Regions from separate parts of the Homo sapiens genome. Here region 2 is linked to region 1. A link is an interaction called in ENCODE POLR2A ChIA-PET data of the cell type or tissue named here. Cell type or tissue: OCI-LY7. All regions are shown on one strand. Each heading gives the region's core, and the rest is flanking DNA. Links, peaks and the distances in the headings are about the cores only.

Region 1 (5,499 bases), core at 205-5,204:
TTAGGACCGATGTCTACAACACCAAATTTTTGTAGTGAAGAAAACTGAAGGAACCCCCACAAAAAAAAGTAGTCAAAGAAAGGCACAGAAATAATGTGAATATCACTTTCTTGTATCTGTAAATACTGGCCATATGGAGAAAAATTTTTCCTAATAATGGCCCTCTCACAACAGGCTAAGTCAATTTAACTGGGGGAGGAAATCAAAAACAAACGAACAAAGAAACCTACTATCCTCACAGTCTTGAGAAGATGTATTCATTAAGGTTAAAGTAATGAGTTCAGTTCTAAAATACAGTTTTTTCTCACAAAATTAAAAAAACTAAAAAAAGTCTATTTTGAGAAATACATGAGATTTGATACTTACATAACATATGTCTTGCTTGTAGATTTAACACCTCCAATAGGAATTCTTCTAACAATTACAGAAGAATTCTTAGGAATCAGAGCATTATCATCAGTATATTCTGTAAATAAAAAGACAGAATTGAATTTCCATTTGGGGATTTGAGTGCGTAACCAAGAATTAGAAAACTTCAAATATAAATTTCATGGGAAATGACTTTAAATATAATAACTACAAGTTCCTTGCAACTAGATTACTGATATTGTCAGAACAAACATCCAAAGCCCTAAGAGGGCTTCTTTTCAAAGGACAACCAATATCATCAGCAGGTTCTTGGCTCTAGCACTTCTACTTTTGTGGAACTCCAAATCTCAGTAACACCGTCATTCTTTAGTTTAGTCTGAAATGCTGAACATGTGAATGGTGAAAAAGCCGTTATTCGGAATGAAGATATTCTGTCTCTCCTAGTCCCTAAACGTTAGTTGAGTATTACAATCCCTGCATTCACAGAAATTATTACTGAGGAAGATAGACTAAAAATTAAATTATGACGTTATGAATAAAGAGAAAATGGTTTTCTAATAAGGAATGAATAGTGGAATACAACTTCAGATAGAATGTTGATTCCAAGAAAGCCCCTTGGAGGAACTTCTACTGGATACTTAAAGACTGAGAACCCAGCCAGATACAGGAAAAAAACTGGTTGAGGACTATTTCAGGCAAAGGATAAAAAAAGCATGTAGAAAAATGATACGAAACGGCTTGAAGAGCCTAAGAAAATAAAAGAAAAGAATGACAGAAAGGTATAGACCATACACTGATTTATATTTTGTTTTGAAGTGCAACAGGAAGACACTGAAGGATTTTAAGCAAAGTGATTATTTGCTTTTTGTTAAAGAAAAAAAGACTACTGGCCAGGCGCGGTGGTTCACGCCTGTAATACCAGCATTTTGGGAGGCTGAGGGGGGCGGATCACGAGGTCAGGAGATTAAGACCATCCTGGCTAACACGGTGAAACCCCATCTCTACTAAAAATACAAAAAAATTAGGAAGGTTTGGTGGTGGGCGCCTGTAGTCCCAGCTACTCAGGAGGCTGAGGCAGGAGAATGGCATGAACCTGGGAGGCTGCAGTGAGCCGAGATCGCGCCACTGCACTCCAGCCTGGTGACAGAGCAAGACTCTGTCTCAAAAAAAGACTACTGTGGCACCAATGTGGAGCACAAACTGTAGGAGAACAAGAGTAGAAACCAGGGGACTAATAACCAGGCTGCTAAAAAATCCAGGTAGAGATAATGACGACCTGTGTTATGATGTGAGAAATAAAGACAGAATGTTTGCAGGTAGGATTGACAAAGCTTGCTGATGGACCGAATATGGGGGAGATGAAGGAAATGAAGAAGAAAGAGGAATCAGGCCAGAGGAATCCCTGGGTTCCTGGCTTCAGTCATCGGATAAACAGTGATGTCACCTTCTGGGAAAACCAAGAGGGAGAAGAATGGATCCTATTTTTACACTCCTTGGGCTATTTGCAATACTTGTATAAGAATGAAATTAAGAAAATGGACCTTAACTATGGTAAAAAGATTTGCTACAGAAAGAATCTGTAAAATTACCAAAAAGAAAAATTACCTAGAGATGCAAAAATGTATCCATCTCCTTTAATCACACAACCAGGCCTTTTTATTGTCATTAAGTTTACTTGCTTCACTTAAAGTTACTCTGCACAAAGTGACTATCTCTGTTCTTCCGATTATTACGCTTACCACATATGTAGGCATATTCGGCTTTTAATGTATATTAATTATTTTTAGTCATAATGCTAATAGTATTGTTAGAAATGAAATTGTTCAGGCAAGGGTTATTTTCTATATACTTCAAGTAGAAGGCACTATCTCACAGGCATTCAATTAGAGGTAGGCAATTTCCTAGATTTAGGCATGCCAATGTAGGACTATAATCTTTATCTTGGACAGTTCATGATAGCCCCAAATTCCGAGGAAGCTTTGAGTCAGAAAAACTGAGAGCATGGGGTGACTAGATTTTTTTAAAAGTTAATTCTAGAAATAAAACTTTGTGTCAAACACCTGACAGGAAGTTTCTGAATATGTAACAACTCAATGCACTCACAAGAGCTTTCCAAGACAGCTTATTAATTTGATTAGCACCGTACTGTGTCAAACTAAAAGGTGCCTCAATGCCCTTCAAAACAGATGTTCTAACTGACTTTTTAAATACCTGAATTACAATGATTTCTTACCCCTCAAAGTATCTTTCTAGGGGTAATAAAGACACTTTGGGGGTATTTCATTTAAAATACCTCCTTAACAAGTAGTCTGTTGGCTTCAAAAGACCCTTTCTGCTTGCCAGTTTTTTTGACCCCAGACATGAAAGGCATGGATGAAATGAAAAACAGAATGAATCCGAGAAATGGAGAGTAAGAAAGGTGACAAGGGTCATTTATAAACACTTCATATTCAGCTTCCAAACCTCTCACACTTTAATTTCAGAACGAAGGATGTTTTGTTTTTTAGGGGTCGGTGTGCAGAAAAGTTTCTCATATATAACAAAGATTACTTGATATTCATTTTGAAATACAGTCTAGAAACAAGCAGGATTCTTGTCTAAAATCCATGGAATTCTGACCCAAGCGTTTCAGTCTTATCAAGATTTAAGGGTCCTATGCCAGGCACAGTGGCTCAAGCCTATAATCCCAGCACTTTGGGATGGCCTTGGGAGGCCAAGGCAGGAGAACACTTGGGCTCAGGAGACCAGCCTGGGCAACATGGCAAAATCCCCATCTCTACCAAAATAAAATAAAAAAAAATTACAATAAATTAGCCAGGCATGGTGGTGTGTGGCTGTAGTCCAGCTACTTGGGAGGCTGAGGTGGGAGGATCACCTGGGCCTGGTAGGTTGAAGCTGCAATGAGCCAAAATTGTGCCATTATACTCTAGCCTGTGAGGATGTGTCTCCAAAAAAAAAAAAAAAAAAGATTTAAGGGACCTAAACATGCACATAATTCCAAAACTGTAAGGAAATGTTTTACAGAAACATGGTAGATTAGGGATTTTAAAATTATAAGAATGAAATTAAGAAACTGGACCTTAACTGTGATAAAAAGATTACCATAGTTTTCTTTAGTAAATATGTTGAATATCGGTGCTAAAACCAAATGGCATTCTACTCAACTGCCTTGTGACATTGGATACTATTTCCCATAAAACTAGTTAAGTAGCTACCATCAATATCTCTTTCTCTCTTAATTTGAGGACTGCATAAAATACACATTTTCTCCCTCAAAGCTCCCTTTTCTTAACAAACCGAACATCAAAGCTTTCTCCAATAAAGGGCAGTTCACATAAATATAAAAAAGAAAATGTGCTGGGCAAAAACACATTCCTGGCTTTCTGGGTTTGAATTACGTATCATTTATTTCCTGGGCTAGGAAAAAAAAATTGGTTACACAAAGTCACAAAACTCTTAAATTTCCGGACAGGATTCTTTTAACTATAACTTACCCAGTCTAAAGTTGCATTCACATGCCTGTAATCCCAGCCCTTTGGGAGACCCAGGTGGGTGGATCACTTGAGGCCAAGAGTTCGAGACCAGCCTGGCCAGCAAGACAAAACCCCATCTCTACTAAAAATACAAAAAAAAATTAGCTGGGTGTAGTGGCGCATGCCTGTAGTCCCAGCTACTTGGGAGGCTGAGGCATGAGAATCGCTCAAACCAGGGAGGCGGAGGTTGCAGTGAGCTAAGATGGTGCCACTGCACTCCAGCCTGGGTGACAGAGTGAGACTCTGTTTCAGGGGAAAAAAAAAAAAAAAGCTGCATTCAATTGTTGGGTCGAAAAGATGGATAACGCCTAGCCCTAATGATTCGATTGTGTAATACTCCAGTAAAATATGAAACCTGAATATATGACGATTAAAATTGCCTTAATATCCTTTAATTCCATTCATATTGTCTCTCCTCTCATTCATAAATACTCAATATGTCAAGATGGCCCAAACTTCTTATAAACCCATCTGTTCTGTGAAATGTGACTGTTGTAGTTAAGGGATGCTTGTGAGGCACTTAAATAAAGCTATTTCTCAACTGTTCATGACCACCACCAGTTTTTCCTCTCCTTAGGCAGAGGATTACACATAGCTCCAATTATCAAAGGGTATGACACTTGTTTTTAAAAGGTGGGGAAGCAGACAGTATTTTCACATAATATCATTTGAGCAAATAAATTCTTCCTTAATATTTTTGAGTCATGATATGCCAGCACTGCTGTTCCTTAACCTAATACAATTATACTTAGGTCTGCATTGTAAATGGAAAACTGGTCTTCTACATGACAAGATTTACTCTACCTAAACTACAGGCTGGAGGTGGGGGACCTCCCATTTCAACTAAAAGAATCCATGTCACACCTTAAGTGTGATAAAAATTTAGTGACTAAAAAAATACCCTAACCTAATTGTAACTTCACTTCTTCTCATTCCATCAGTAACTTTTAGAACACCGAACTGCTAAAAAATACACATCAGCATTACTGATCTGAGAAAAAGAAACCAAAACAAGTTCAGAGTCAGGAAAGACTGCTTGTCACATTTATCTACTGTTAAGTTCCCAATATTATCAAAATACTTTTGAAAAGGAGAAAGAATCTAACGATTCTTATCAGTGGCTTATTTGTACTCTATGGTAGCAGCCTATTTTTCAGTACCTTAGTATCAACAGTCACGTAAAATCTAGCAACTACTACTTTAAAAAAAATCAGTACTTTTGATCTTCACCGAATTGATAAAGCTTAAGAGTAATGTGATGAACTAACAGTTTAACTACTTAATTGCCGTATTACTAATTCTGGAATTGACACACAAGACAAGAGCGGTGACATCAGAACATTTCAAGATCCAAAAACAATTCCAATACTGATTAAATCCTCAAAAATATTAAAGTTCAGATCCCTTATCCACAACACAGGCAAGCAACTCCAAATAAATAAATGCGAGGAGGGAGGAAGGCAGGACATAAAATTTGCCATCAAACTCCACAATGTTGTTAGGTTAGAAAATTGTTTTTTTGGTTTTTTTTTTGTTTTTTTTTTTGCTGATTGAACAAACAAGCTTTGCACAGGCTCTCCTGCCCTCCTGATGGAAA
Region 2 (5,266 bases), core at 1-5,000, 860 kb after region 1:
AAATTTTAACGCTGATTATATCTGGGCAGTAGAAACACAGATTATTCTTATTGTCTTTTTCCTTATTTATTTATTCCCCCACCACCATGTGCTAATTCTCCTTGTATAATATAAAATGTTTAAGTTTTCAATTAAAAAACGATGTCATGATAGGGACTTGGGTATGAAATAATAAGATATTAGGGATTTGCTTTAAACACTCCAGCAAGGCCAGGCCCAGTGGCTCACACTTGTAATCCCAACACTATGAGAGACCGAGGCAGGTAGATTGTTTGAGCTCAGGAGTTTGAGACCAGCCTGAGCAACATGGCAAAACCCTGTCTTTACTAAAAATACAGAAACTAGCTGGACATGGTGGCACACCTGTAGTCCTAGCTACTTGGGAGGCTGAGGTGGGAGAGTCACTTGAACGCAGGAGGTGGAGGCTGCAGTGAGCCATGATCTTGCCACAGCACTCCAGCCTGGGCAACAAAGCAAGAATGTCTCAAATAAATAATAATAAATAGTAAATAATAATTTTTTAAAACACCGGTAACAAAAAAGGCAGGAGGCTGGAATAAATAAAACAGTCTGTCCAAATGTTGATAACTAGTAAAAATAGATGAAACATGGGACTCATCATACAGTTCTCTCCACCTTCGGGTAACTGAAAATTTCCTTAAGTTTTTAAAATGCTATATAAAAAATTAAAACTGAAAGAAAAAAAGTAGGAGTCTGAGGCAGGAGGATCACTTGAGCTCAGGAGTTTGAGACCAGTGTGGGCAAGACCTCATCTCTACCAAAAATTTAAAAATTGGTCAGACGCGGTGGCACATGCCTAAAGTCTCAACTACTTGGGAGGCTGAGGCTGGAGGATCACTTGAGCCCAGGAGATCAAAGCTACTGTGAGGTACGACTGTGCCACTGCACTCCAGCCCGGGAGACAGAGCAAGACCCTGTCTCAAATTTAAAAAAATAAATAAAAGCAGAGAAATAAGTAATCCTTTAAAATATAGCCCAAAGAATAAAAATATCCATGAGTCTATTTCAGACATAACCAAATAAATAAATCAATCGGAGAGAAGGAACAGCTCTTCCTTACAGAAGAATTCCAATTATTAAATGCAAAAAAAGTGAGGAAAAGAAAAATTACCATTAGAACATCATTCTAGGCAGGGCACAGTGGCTCACACCTGTAAATCCTAACACTTTGGGAGGCCGAGGAGGATCACTTGAGGGCAGGAGTTTGAGATAAGCCTGGTCGACATAGTGAGATCTTGTCTTTACAAAAAAAAAATTTTTTTTTTTTTTTGAGACAGAGTCTCGCTCTGTTGCCCAGGCTGGAGTGCAGTGGTGAGACCTCGGCTCACTGCAACCTCCGCCTTCCAGGTTCAAGTGATTCTTGTGCCTCAGTGTCCCGAGTAGCTGAGATTACAGGTGCACACCACCACGCCCGGCTAGTCTTTTGTATTTTTAGTAGAGACAGCGTTTCGCCATGTTGCCCAGGCTGATCTCGAACTCCTGAGCTCGGGCAATCCACCCACCTCGGCCTCCCAAAGAAAAAAATTTTTTAATTAGCTGGGTATGGTGGCACATGCCTGTAGTCCTAGCTACTCTGGAGGGTAAGGCAGGGGGACTGTTTGAGCCCAGGATGTTGGGGCTGCAGTAAGCTATGAGTGAGCCACTGCATTCCAGCCTGGGTGACAGCAAGTCCTGAGACCTGTCTCAAAAAAAATTCCACTGTAATAATTGCTGCAAGGTATGTAGGAACTCTGGGGAGTTTTTTGTTGTTGTTGCAACTTTTCTGTATAAGCCTAAAATTATTCCAAAATGAAGTTTAAGAAAAACCAATACCTAAAAATTGAAAACTGAAAAATGAACTGAAGTTGTACATCAAATTGGTGATATATCCACAGAGAAAAAAAGTATTTCAAGTGACTTTTTAAAACTATGTATCCTTAGTGAAATCGAGATCATACCACTCCCCTCCAGCCTAGGAGACAGAGCCAGACCCTGTCTCAAAAAAAAAAAAAAAAAAAAAAAAAAAAAAAAAAAAAAAAAAGGCCGGGCCTGGTGGTTCACGCCTGTAATCTCAGCCCTTTGGGAGGCCGAGGCAGGCGGATCACGAGGTCAGGAGATTGAGACCATCCTGGCTAACACAGTGAAACCCCGTCTCTACTAAAAGATACAAAAAAACAGCCGGGCATGGTGGTGGGCGCCTGTAGTCCCAGCTACTCAGGAGGCTGAGGCAGGAGAACGGCGTGAACCCGGGAGGCAGAGCTTGCAGTGAGCCGGGATCACGCCACAAAAAAAAGGAAATTTTTATGTTTTTCAATGAATCATGAAAAAGTGTTAGAAATTTTTTTAAAGGCCAGATGTAGCAGCTCATGCCTGTCATCCCAACACTTTGGTGGAGGTGAAAGGATCGCTTGAGCCCAGGAGTTCCAAGACCAGCCTGGGCAACATGGCAAAACACTGTCTCTACAAAAATTAGAAAAGTCAGCCAGGCATGGTGGTGCATGCCTGACAGTCCCAGCTACTTGGGAGGCTGAGATGGGAGGATCAATTGAGCCCTAGAGTTGAAAGCTGCAGTGAGCTGTGATTGTGCCTCTGCACTCCAACCTGGAAAATAGAGGAGAGACCCTGTCTCCAAAAAATTAAATTAATTAAAGTGATTTGAAAGAATTTTTCAGGCTTGGCATTCAATCCATTTTCTTCTTCTTGGGCATGGTACGTTTATCCAGCCATGGTAAGGTCAGTCTTTCCTGGCAGGGCCGAGAAGCAGATGGGCATTGGAACCACGGATTGAAGGACAGAGGCCTGTCCTACTCCACACCTGAGCTCTCAGGGCCAGGGACTAAGCTGCACACACCCCTACAACCTGGGCTTTCTCTGGGGGGTCTGCTCTCTTACCCAGACCCTTGTTGTACCTTTATTGAGGACTGTGAGGGGCTTCCGGTTGCTGGGGTCCAGGCTGCTGGGAGCAATCGAAAACCTTGGTGGAATGGTCAGGCAGGTGATGGGGAGACGGGCAGGGATATAGCCAGAAGTAAAGAACTCGTCATTAAGCAGCTCGTTAATGGTTGGGCGGGCAGTGGGATCTGTCTGAAGCATCTTCTGGATGAGGGAGGCGGCCACGGGGTTGATGTGCTGGGGCAGAGAGAGGGACAGCCATAAGCAGAATGTGAAGGGGACCTGGAGTACAGTACGGCCTCAAAGGAGCTGCAGGTCCCCAGCCCACATGCAGCCCCCAGTCTCAAATACACCACAGGTCAGTGGTTCACAACTTGGTTCAATGCCAAGTTCTCCACTGTCAGCTTTACTGAGCACCATTGACAGAAGGGTCAATGGACTGTGGCCGAACACCAACTCACTTTCCTAGCACTCACTATGTGCCAGGAAAGCATTCTAAGCACTCCTGTGTTTAGCTCACTTAGCCCTCACCAACTCATCTAAGGGGTGGGGATCTATTATCATCCCTTTTTCACAGAGGAGGAAAGTGAGGCACAGAGAGGGTGAAGGCCTTGTCTAGCTGGCTTGATTCCATGCTGTCTCTGACAGTGAACTGACACTTTGTGATGGATTTACTATGTCTGTCCTTATGGTGACAGGCCTCCTGGCTTCACACAAGGACACTACACTTCAAACTGGCTGTGTGCTAGGCTTCTGCAGGAACCAGCTATTCCTTTAAATGTATTTCTGTTGGTGGTTGTGAAAATGCACACCATGGCCGGGCGCGGTGGCTCACGCCTGTAATCTCAGCACTTAGGGAGTCCGAAGCAGGTGGATCACAAGGTCAGGAGATCGAGACCATCCTGGCTAACACGGTCAAACCCTGTCTCTACCACAAATACAGAAAAAAGAAGCCGGGCATGGTGGCTGGTGCCTGTAGTTCCAGCTACTCAGGAGGCTGAGGCGGGAGAATGCCATGAACCTGGGAGGCAGAGCTTGCAGTGAGCCGAGATTGTACCACTGCATTCCAGCCTGGGCGACAGAGCGAGACTCCATCTCAAAAAAAAAAAAAAAAAAAAAAAGAAAATGCACACAACTATGCCATTAGGAAGCCCTGGGATTCACAGTGATTCATAATTCTGAGAGCACTCACCACATGCAAGGCACTCTGTGAGGTGCTCCAAGGCAGGAACTCCACTTTATATATGGAAACTATGGTTCAGAAGATGCAGGCCAGGCTGGGTATGGTGGCTCACGCCTGTAATCCCAGCACTTTGGGAGGCCAAGGCGGGTGGATCACCTGAGGTCAGGAGTTCGAGACCAGCCTGGCCAACATGGTGAAACCCCGTCTCTACTAAAAATACAAAAAAAAAAAAAAAAAGCCAGGCGAGGTGGTGGGTGCCTGTAATCCCAGCTACTTGGGAGGCTGAGGCAGGAGAATCGCTTGAACCTGGGAGGTGGAGGTTGCAGTGAGTCAAGATCATGCCACTGCACTGGGCAACAAGAGCAAAACTCCACCTCAAATAAAAAAAAAAAAAAAAAAGATGCAGGCCATTTGCCCAATGTGATCTCGCTAAGTGGCAGAATCCATTTGAATTAAGATAAACCATTTCTAAAGATTAAGCACTTTTGCCTCCTACTCCTTCCTACCTCCTTTGTTTTTTGCTTTTTACACAACTTTTGGGTTACCCAATCTCTTGAGAATCTGCCAACTCTCTCCCCCTAGAAAAAATGCTTATGTGCACATACATGTCAAGTTCTGTATGCAATTTCAGACACAGGCCCTCTCAAGCTCTGTGGCTACCTTAGAGGTGGGATAGACCTATTTCTGGTCCTAGGATATTGCTGGGCTCCATAAACAGCTTCTGGGGAAAACAAAATAAATGTAAACTTAAAGCATCATTAGTCACCTTGGGAATACTGTATTCATTCTTCTTGATCCGGAGGTAGGTCTCTTTTAGGCAAGAAGTCTCAAAAGGTGGTTTGCCCACTAACAAGGTATACCTGTAAGCACAAGGTAGGATTTGGCACCAGTCTCCCAGCCACAACCCAGACATGAGAGAAATCATCTCAGGGTCAGAACAAAGGTCAGGCATCCTCTGGACACTCACTCTAACTCTGGGGCCCCTGAAGACAATCCCTAAGTCCACTGAGCAGCCCCAGAAGCCATGACATTGGCTAGAATAAGCCCTCAGCAGAATACACATGGTGAGACCAGGATTCTTAAGGGCCAGTGATTTTTTAGCTATAGCCTGTGGTCATCTAGGACTCTGTGCAAGGGCCTCAGATGCTGCCTGTCATGCAAAACAGGTCAAAGGGCTACCTGCGCTTACAG

The links. Peaks named below come from ENCODE experiments on the same cell type or tissue, not always from the same donor. Only the 100,000 strongest peaks of a DNase experiment are listed, where the experiment ranks them.
Region 2: POLR2A ChIA-PET joins it to region 1 with 5 read pairs; 2 of 35 experiments call an interaction of 5 or more read pairs at or near these places.

What each region holds. Positions count from the first base shown.
Region 1 is chr16:24,541,130-24,546,628 of GRCh38, reverse strand. It overlaps RBBP6 (RB binding protein 6, ubiquitin ligase), which reads right to left. Exons shown (of 18, transcript NM_006910.5): 2 at 367-466. Among named protein-coding and RNA genes, the nearest start is that of RBBP6, 4.3 kb to the right of the region's middle. RefSeq lists an enhancer at 5,413-5,499. In OCI-LY7, for the core only: no CTCF peak of the experiment used is centred there; a DNase peak (open chromatin) is centred at 2,478; H3K4me3 peaks cover 3,537 bases; H3K27ac peaks cover 2,874 bases.
Region 2 is chr16:23,681,733-23,686,998 of GRCh38, reverse strand. It overlaps PLK1 (polo like kinase 1), which reads right to left. Exons shown (of 10, transcript NM_005030.6): 4 at 4,842-4,935; 5 at 2,910-3,129. Among named protein-coding and RNA genes, the nearest start is that of PLK1, 5.5 kb to the right of the region's middle. RefSeq lists an enhancer at 1-11. In OCI-LY7, for the core only: no CTCF peak of the experiment used is centred there; no DNase peak of the experiment used is centred there; H3K4me3 peaks cover 118 bases.